2 separate regions of the Homo sapiens genome follow, and region 1 is linked to region 2. A link is an interaction called in ENCODE POLR2A ChIA-PET data of the cell type or tissue named here. Cell type or tissue: B cell. All regions are shown on one strand. Links, peaks and the distances in the headings refer to the core of each region. The heading gives the core; the rest is flanking DNA. Region 1 overlaps DNAAF9 (dynein axonemal assembly factor 9). Region 2 overlaps AVP (arginine vasopressin).

Region 1 (4,380 bases), core at 106-4,105, 180 kb after region 2:
TGACTGCCCAGTTAAATCAGGAGCTGAGGATGAAGGTTTTACCTAACCTTAGACTAGCAGTTCCTTGATGTCAAAGACCCTGTGTACCTCTGAAGCCTCCCAGTCCCCATCTGAGTTTGGGGGTCCTTCCTGGTACGGTGGGGGGCTCTTGCTCAGGATGCCCTCCCATTTCTCTCTCTTTTTTTTTGAGACAAGGTCTCCCTCTGTTTCCCAGGCTGGAGTGCAGTGGTGCGATCTTGGCTCCCTGCTATCTCCGCCTCCTGGGTTCAAGCAATTCTCCTGCCTCAGCCTCCTGAGTAGCTGGGATCACAGGCGTGTGCGCCACCACACCCAGCTAATTTTTGTATTGTTTGTAGAGACGAGGTTTTGCCATGTTGGCCAGGCTGGTCTCAAACTCCTGGCCTCAAGTGATCTGCCCACCTCAACTTCCCAAAGTGCTAGGATTACAGGTGTAAGCCACCATAGCCGGTCTTGCTCCCATTTCTTTAAGGGCTCCAACTATGCCCCGCCATTTTGTTGCAGGCAGCATAACAGGTTGTACATATAGATGTGTACACCTGTCACAGAAGGAACTGGGGCATCTCTGCTCTATTTTCTTTGAGACAGGGTCTTGCTCTGTTGCTCAGGCTGGAGTGCAGTGGTGTGATCATAGCTCATTACAGCCTTGACATCTCAGGCTCAAGTGATCCTCCCACCTCAGCTTCTTGAGTAGTTGCTACGACACATGCCACCATGCCCAACTACTTTTGATTTTTTATTAGAGACAAGGTCTCACTATGCTGCCCAGGCTGGTCTTGAACTCCTGGCCTCAAGTGATCCTCCCTCCACAGCCTCCCAAGGTGCTGGGATTATAGCCATGAGTCACTGTGCCTAGCCTGTTTCCTTTATTTTAATTAATTAATTAATTAATTTTATTTTATTTTTTTGAGATGGTGTCTTGCTCTGTCACCCAGGCTGGAGCGCAGTGGCACGATCTCGGCTCACTGCAACCTCCACCTCCCAGGTTCAAGCAATTCTCCCCCTCAGCCTCCCGAGTAGCTGGGATTACAGGTGCCCACCACCACGCCCAGCTAATTTTTGTATTTTTAATAGAGATGGGGTTTCACCATGTTGGCCAGGCTGGTCTTGAACTCCTGACCTCGTGATCCACCCACCTTGGCCTCCCAAAGTGCTGGGATTACAGGTGTGAGCCACCGCACCTGCCCCTGTTTCCTTTATTTTAAAACAGCACTGCAATTTTAATTTTAAATTGTTGAAAGTATCTTATTCTTCTTAATTTCTTTAAAGAAGGTAGTAGGCATAAGATTTTTGCAAGACTGACCTGTCTTCTCCCCATCCAAACAAGTCATTTTGGAGACTGGGGGTTTCTCTGGCCTCTGGCTTCTGTGGTACCTGAATCCTTAGGGGAATTTGCAGGGGCTAAGGGAAGGCAGCAAGGTTTCTGCCCAAACTAGAAACAAGCTGTTCTACCAGAAAATGTGGAAGGAGGGTGGATGCGAACAGAGAAGGATGTGGGAGGGAAGTGGCAGAGAATGTGTGCACAGCACAGAGCGGAGCATATCCTGGAACTAAAGCCCATTCACTCTGAGGTGGTGGCTCTGACCCACGTGAGAGGGGAGTAATATATAGAGATGAGTAGGAGACTGATGACTGCCATCTTGTTAAAGATGAAATTATCTGATTCCTAGAAATGGACTTAGGAGGGGGCCTGAAAGAGAATTTTGGGGTCCCTCCATCTCTGATTCTCTATAAGGACTGATCTTCCTGATGAGGAAAAAGTTCACATTCTTTTTTTTTTTTTTTTTTTGACACGGAGTTTTGCTCTTGTTGCCCAGGCTGGAGTGCAGTGGTGCGATCTTGGCTTGCTGCAAGCTTCGCCTCCCGGGTTCACGCCATTCTCCTGCCTCAGCCTCCCAAGTAGCTGGGACTACAGGTGCCTGCCACCATGCCCGGCTAACTTTTGTATTTTTAATAGAGACGGGGTTTCACCATGTTGGCCAGGCTGATCTCGAACTCCTGACCTCATGGTCCACCTGCCTTGGCCTCCCAAAGTGCTGGGATTACAGGTGTGAGCCACCACATCCGGCCAGATTCACAGTCTTCTAATGGGCCCCTCTTACCCTACTCTCTCCTGGATTAGTCTGCCTCCAGGTGTCTGGGCCCTGAGCTAGCTTCTTGTGTATGAGTCAGTAAGGACTGGAGAACAGCACTTCTCTAGGCACCTGGTGGTGATTACAGGAGCCTCATGACCCAGAGGTTCAGGCAGCAAGAGAGTCAGTGGCTGTAGCCACTGGAAAGAAGGTTCCCCCAGAAGCTCCATTTGTTTATTTTTAGCTAAGATATCATTATCTTGTTCAGACATAAGAAATGACCCACTTACTCACTGTTTAAGTATGACATGATTCAAATCAGAGATTCCTTCTAAGAATATGCCTGAAAACATTTAATTTTACATACTGACCCTCTGGGATTTTTTTGGTTTTGTTTTTTACAGCATAGCAGATCTTTTTTTTTTTTTTTTTTTTTTTTTTTGAGACGGAGTCTCGCTCTGTCGCCCAAGCTGGAGTGCAGTGGCGTGATCTCAGCTCACTGCAAGCTCCACCTCCCAGCTTCACACCATTCTCCTGCCTCAGCCTCCCAAGTAGCTGGGACTACAGGCATCCACCACCACACCTGGCTAATTTTTTGTATTTTCAGTAGAGATGGGGTTTCACCACGTTAGCCAGGATGGTCTCGATCTTCTGACCTTGTGATCTGCCCGCCTCGGCATCCCAAAGTGCTGGGATTACAGGCGTGAGCCACCAAGCCTGGCCAGATCATTTTTTGTTACGAAAAAAGTTGGTGGTGTAAGGGGTGGTATGGAGGATGTAGAGAGGTGCTTGGGAAAAGTGAGTAAGAATAACAAAGATAATCCAAATAAACATGAGAGATTAATTCTGGCCAAGCTTTAACAATGTCTTCCCCTAAACCTTCAACAGAGCAGAAACAAATTGTCCATGCTATACAGGAATAAGTGTAGCACGATGCCTAAGAGAAAAAGCTCTGAGCCATTCAACCTGGGTTTGAAATCCAGTTCTTTCATCTACTAAGCTATAAATTGTCAAGTCATTAACTCTTTGCTGCCCCTGGTACCTTATCTGTAAAATGATAAAATAACGGAATCCACTTCACAGGATTGGTGTAAATGAGACAACACAAACAAAGCTCTCACAACAGCACTGTTCAACAGAGCCTTCTGGGGCAATGGAAATGTTCTAGATCTGCACTGTTGGACACGGTAGCTGCCAGCCACAGGAAGCTATGAAGCACTTGAAATGTGGCTGTGTGGCTGAAAGACTGAATTATAAATTTTGATTTTTATTAATTTACATTTCATTAAATAGCCATGTGGCTAGGAGCTGCCATATAGAGAGTGGAGTCTTTGAACAATAGCTAGCACACACAGTAAATGTTCCAGCGTGTTGGTATTAGTATGATTACAGTAACTTTGCAGCACACTCTCTCCTTTGTCCTCTTCTCCTCTGGAGAGGTCCACAGGCTGTGCAGCATCCTACAGAGAACATTCCCTGGGCCATATGAGCAGGGAACCCAGCAGATGGGAACCCTAGAGGACTGACTGACGGTATTGTCAGAAGCGAGTCTCACCTGGGAAAGTTATAGCTCCTTGGTTCTGTGCCAGGCACTTTGCCCTCAGTAGGGGCTGGAGGAACACAGGGCACAGCGGTGCTTGCTGCCTACAGGATGATTCCCTAAATTGAAACATCTAAGAAGGCTCGCAGTTTGGAGCCCAAGAGGTGGAGCACTGGGCTCCTGGCAAGGCCAGCAGCTGCCGGACAGGCAGGCCGTGCCAGCTGCCATGTGTCACCCTTGCAAAGCACATCTGGTATTTTCACCTTCTCTCTTTTTTTTTTTCTGTAAATAAATAAATCATTGGGTTTACAAAAAAATCTTAGTTATTTTTCAATGATGATACTTGCCAGCCAGGATACATTAAATATCGAGATCGTAGCATCTCAGGACTTGAAAAACTGTTTTCTGAGAGAATCAGCTCAATGTCTTCATTCCTTTGAAAACACACAGAAAAGACCTAGATTAATTAGGACTGTCAATCTCTTTTTTTTTTTTCTTGAGACGGAGTCTCGCTCTGTCGCCAGGCTGGAGTGCAGTGGTGCAATCTTGGCTCATTGCAACCTCCGCTTCCCGGGTTCAAGTGATTCTCCTGCCTCAGCCTCCTGAGTAGCGGGGACTACAGGCATGTGCCATCATACCCAGGTAATTTTTGTACTTTCAGTAGGGACGGGGTTTCACCATGTTGGCCAGGATCGTCTCAATCTCCTGACCTCATGATCCGCCTGCCTCGGCCTCCCAAAGTGTTGGGAT
Region 2 (4,317 bases), core at 318-4,317:
AAAAAAAGATCACTGGAACAGATTGGAGAGTTCAGAAATAGATTCACATATATATGGCACTATCTCAGCTCACTGCAACCTCCGCCTCCCGGGATCAAGCAATTCTCCTGTCTCAGCCTCCCGAGTAGCTGGGACTACAGGTGCACACCACCATGCCCAGCTACTTTTTGTATTTTTAGTAGACACAGGTTTTCAAACTCCTGACCTCAGCCAATCCTCCTGCCTCAGCCTCCCAAAGTGCTGGAATTACAGGCATGAACCACCACACCTGGCCAAGAAGTTCTTTAACAAGAGACACTGCTGTGTCCTTAATGTAGATGCTGAAAAATAAATAAATAAAAATAAAAATTAAAAAGAGATTGCCGATGTTACCATTTTTATGAAACAGCAGATGTGGAGGCTTGGACACTGCTTTGCCCCTTGTGGTGGGTTTGCCGCAGCCCATTTGCCCTGTAGAGACTGAGCAGACAAGGGCAGACCTCTCCTTGCTAAATGGCTCTGTAGCTGGGCCAGGGGACTCAAGGAGAGGGAGAAAGAGTGAAAGACTGTACAGGGAGGTGGACATTTGGGCAAATTGGGGGTGGGCAGACATTCGTCACCCCTTCCAAGAAATAGTAGCCTGATTGTTTTGACAAAGACAAGTGGAGGGAAAGGAGTCTCTGAATCTGTATTTAGGAAGAGGAAGTTCCTGGACCTCATTCTAAAACTGTCCCCAAGTCCAGACACTAACACTTTGGATTGAATTCAGTGCAGCCAAGCCACCTGCCTCTTCCTATTTCCCAGTCTGGAAGAGTTAATAAATTCCTATTAGGTTTGGTCCTGCTCTAGCCCCAGCCAGATGGGGGATGGCCCTGAGTGGACAACATGAAACAGGAGCAGGAGGTCATGGCAGTGACCCAAGCCTGCATGGTCCCTGTCCCCACTGGCTAGACCCAGTCGTGCCGGGCACTGCCTGGCAGAGGAGCCCAGAACCAGGTCAGGGGTGAGAGCCAAGGGGAGCCCTGGGAGTGTGGAAGAGAGCCTGACCTTGACATGTGCCTGGACTCTGCCCAGGGCTGCTGAGGCTGGGCTGCTTGAGTCACCAGGCTTGGCCGTAAGCCTGGGCATTGGGGTCAGGGCCCAGGCGGACTTCCCTCCTCCTGCACTCCCTCCTGACCTCAGAGTTTGCGGAGGATCCCGAAGGAGATGCAGCCTCTTGTGGCTCCAAGACCTGGAGCAGGAAGCCCAAGGAGAGGATGCAGAGAAAAGAGGAGGCCAAGAGAGAGAAGGATGGGAGGTGGCAGAGGGGGTGAGGGGACAGAAGGGGAGGGGTGGAGGGGCCAAGGAGAGAGGCAAGAGGGGGCCCAGGAGCTGGCAGAACAGGGAGGCGAGAGCAGAGTGAGAGACAAAGGAGAGAAAGGGGCAGATGGGACCAGAAAGGCCTCAGGTTCAAGAAGGGGGTGAGAGAACCCAAGGGATGCAGAGGAAGAGGCCGAGCACTGCTGGACGTCTTTTCGCCAAAGGGGCTCATGTCAAAGGGCGGAAGGTCTTCATGTCTGGGAGCTAATGTGAGTGCACTCCTGCTTGTGTGAGCCTGTACATACATGCTCCTGCCCATCCTCGTGTCGGCTGTGTCTGTGTTTCTCTGGGTGTCTGTGGCTCTGAATGTGGGGCTCAGGGTCTCTGTGGTTGTGGTCAAGGGTTGCGGACACGTTCTTAGCAGTTATTTTCTTGTCTGTTTCTGTCCAAGCGTGCTTGGGGTTGTGTGGGGCTGTATCTGTTAGGGGTCCCCCACTCTGGCTGAGGGGCCCTAATGGTGGGTGCACTGGACAGACAGTGATGTCCCCACCGCCACTACACACGAGCACTGCCTTGGGTGAATCAGACATTGCACTGGGAATCCCGGGACCAGGGTGGGTCCCTGAGCGGTTTGTGTTTCAGTCTCCTGGGATGAAAATGGGGACAGAATGGTCACCCCTCGGCCTGTCCCCTCTGCCTCTCTCACTCTTCTCTCCGTCACTGTCAATGTCTCTGCATCTCTCTCCAACATTCTGCTGTCTCTGTCTCTGGGTCTCTTGCTGTCTTGTCCTCCAGGCCTTTCCCTCTCTGCCTTTACTTCTTTCCCTCTGCCGGAGGATCCTCAACCCACCCCCTCCAAGGCCACTCTCGGCCTCTGGTCTCCCCCTCCCCTGCCTCCCAATTCGCCCTGTCCCTCGGTCTAGCGACACCTCTGCGGGTCCCAGATCGCTTCCTCTACGGGACCTGTTGCTTCTCTGGGGTGGATCTGCCCACGACCTCAGGTCCGGGGACTGGCCGGTGGGCGTGGTGGCGGGGGTCCGCGCTCCCACCTCTCTCCCTTTCCCTCTTCCCGCCAGAGACTGAGACAGACGCGAGGCCGTGCATTGGCGGAGGTTTATTGTCCGTGCTGCAGGGGCGGGCGCGAAGAGCGCGCCGGTGGGGCGAGCGCGGGGCTCAGTAGGCGTCGGGCTGGGCGGGCTCGAAGGGCTCGGGCGCCCCGGCCAGCTGCACCAGCCGCAGCAGCAAGGCCCCGGCCGGCCCGTCCAGCTGCGTGGCGTTGCTCCGGTCGCTGGCGCGGGCGCGGCGGTGAAAGCCCTCGCGGCACTCGGGCTCGGTCACGCAGCTCTCTGCCGGGAGGACGTGTGAGCACGGGCGCCCTGGGGCGGGCGCAGCTCGGGGTGCGGGGGGCCCACACCCTCCCTGCCGGGCCCGACGCAGCCCCCACCCCGCCGCAGGCCCGCGTCCCCCCCACCCAAGCGGTCTGCGCCCCCCCCAGCCCCAGGCCCGCCCCCGCCGCGCACCGTCGTTGCAGCAAACGCCGAAGGCGGCGCAGCGGCCCCCGCTCCCGCACGCCTTCTGGCCGGACTGGCAGGGCGACGGCAGGTAGTTCTCCTCCTGGCAGCGCAGCGCCTCAGCCGTGCCCACGAAGCAGCCCAGCTCGTCCGCGCAGCAGATGCTGGGCCCGAAGCAGCGGCCTTTGCCCCCGGGGCCGCAGGGGAGGCACTGCGGGGACGGGCGGGGTGAGCGGGAGGAGGGGAGCCGGGAGTCGAGGGGTTGGAGGGGAACGCAGCGAGGCGGGGATGCTGGGGTCCAGGGCTCGGAGTGCGGGCGGGACACCGGGGCTGCGGCTGCAGGCACGCTCGGGCGCCACTGGGCCTCGACCGCGGTCACGGGCGGGGCGTCCAGATCTGCTCGGCACCTTGGTTTCTTGGATGACCTCTCGGTGACAGCCCTCAGCGTCCTCACCCTCAGCTAGGGACGGGTCTCCCGTGGACTACAGCGTGGGGAACCCTTCCTCGAGCCTCGGGGTCATCGCTGGTGGGCGCCACTGTTGCAGCTGCCCCACCCTCCACCACTCCAGACCCTTCCTCCTTCCTCCTCGCCCTGCTGCGGCTTGAGCCCGGGCCCACCCCCTTCCCCACTACACCATGCGGAGAGGCCCTACCCATCCAGAACCCCGGCCCTTCCCATTTCCTGTCTCCTCTCTTGCCTTGCCCCTGGCCCCCGCCAAGCTTGTCGGCCTCAGCTGGAGCCCTGACCCCTGCTCAGCCACCTATGACCTATCAGGTGGGTGGCAGGGGCCTGAGACCTAGAGGCGAGCACGGACACCCAGGTGCCTCAGGACCCTAAAGGAGCCTAGCAGGAGGAAGAGAGGCTGCGGGGGTTGCCGAGCGGCCACTCTCATCTGCTCAACAGCCGGTTCTCTGGCGCAATGGATAGCGCATTAGACTTTTAGCTGAGCCTGGTGTGGTCTAATTTGCTCAAGGGCTCATCATTGAGCCTGGACAGAATTGCATGCACATCGTGATTGGATTTCCTTCAGCTCTGCTGGAAATGGAGGAAACGTCCAGCACTATAGAATTAGGCCAGGTTCCCAGCAGAACTTCCCCACAGGATGCCCCACTCAAGCGCGCTCAGACCAGTGGCCATCTTCTGTGTGGGGGCCTGGGCGCCTGTGGCTGGGAGGCTGGGGCTGGATGAGGAAAGCCTCCAATGCTAGGTAGGATGGAGCCTCTGCTGCCCCAGCCAGTCCAGATGCAAGAACGCCATGGGCACAGGGGAGGCCATGATGCCCCGTTCTCCCTATCCAGCCCCAAGCCCAGTCACCGGGGAAGCATCCCTCATTTCCCTGCATCCCTGTCTGGATGGCGACAGTGACCAGGAGCGCCTTCAGCCTCTCCCAGCCTCCTCCAAAGCCTGGTCCCCTCTGGCCCACCCCATTGGCTCCTCTGCCCAGCCATGCCATGCCTCCCTCTTCCTCCCCCGAACTTCCCCTAAAGGCTACCACCACCCATGACTTCCCTCTTTCCTAGCCCCTGA

What was found. ChIA-PET counts read pairs that join two places held together with the same protein. Peaks named below come from ENCODE experiments on the same cell type or tissue, not always from the same donor. Only the 100,000 strongest peaks of a DNase experiment are listed, where the experiment ranks them.
Region 1: POLR2A ChIA-PET joins it to region 2 with 7 read pairs; 3 of 35 experiments call an interaction of 5 or more read pairs at or near these places.

The regions. Positions count from the first base shown.
Region 1 is chr20:3,260,461-3,264,840 of GRCh38, forward strand. DNAAF9 (dynein axonemal assembly factor 9) reads right to left here. Exons shown (of 37, transcript NM_001009984.3): 31 at 3,978-4,064. Among named protein-coding and RNA genes, the nearest start is that of SLC4A11, 23 kb to the left of the region's middle. In B cell, for the core only: no CTCF peak of the experiment used is centred there; no DNase peak of the experiment used is centred there.
Region 2 is chr20:3,080,179-3,084,495 of GRCh38, forward strand. It overlaps AVP (arginine vasopressin), which reads right to left. Exons shown (of 3, transcript NM_000490.5): 2 at 2,799-3,000; 3 at 2,378-2,624. The coding sequence ends at 2,452. Among named protein-coding and RNA genes, the nearest start is that of AVP, 2.4 kb to the right of the region's middle. In B cell, for the core only: no CTCF peak of the experiment used is centred there; DNase peaks (open chromatin) are centred at 2,353, 3,183, 3,403 and 3,621; H3K4me3 peaks cover 1,167 bases; H3K27me3 peaks cover 3,263 bases.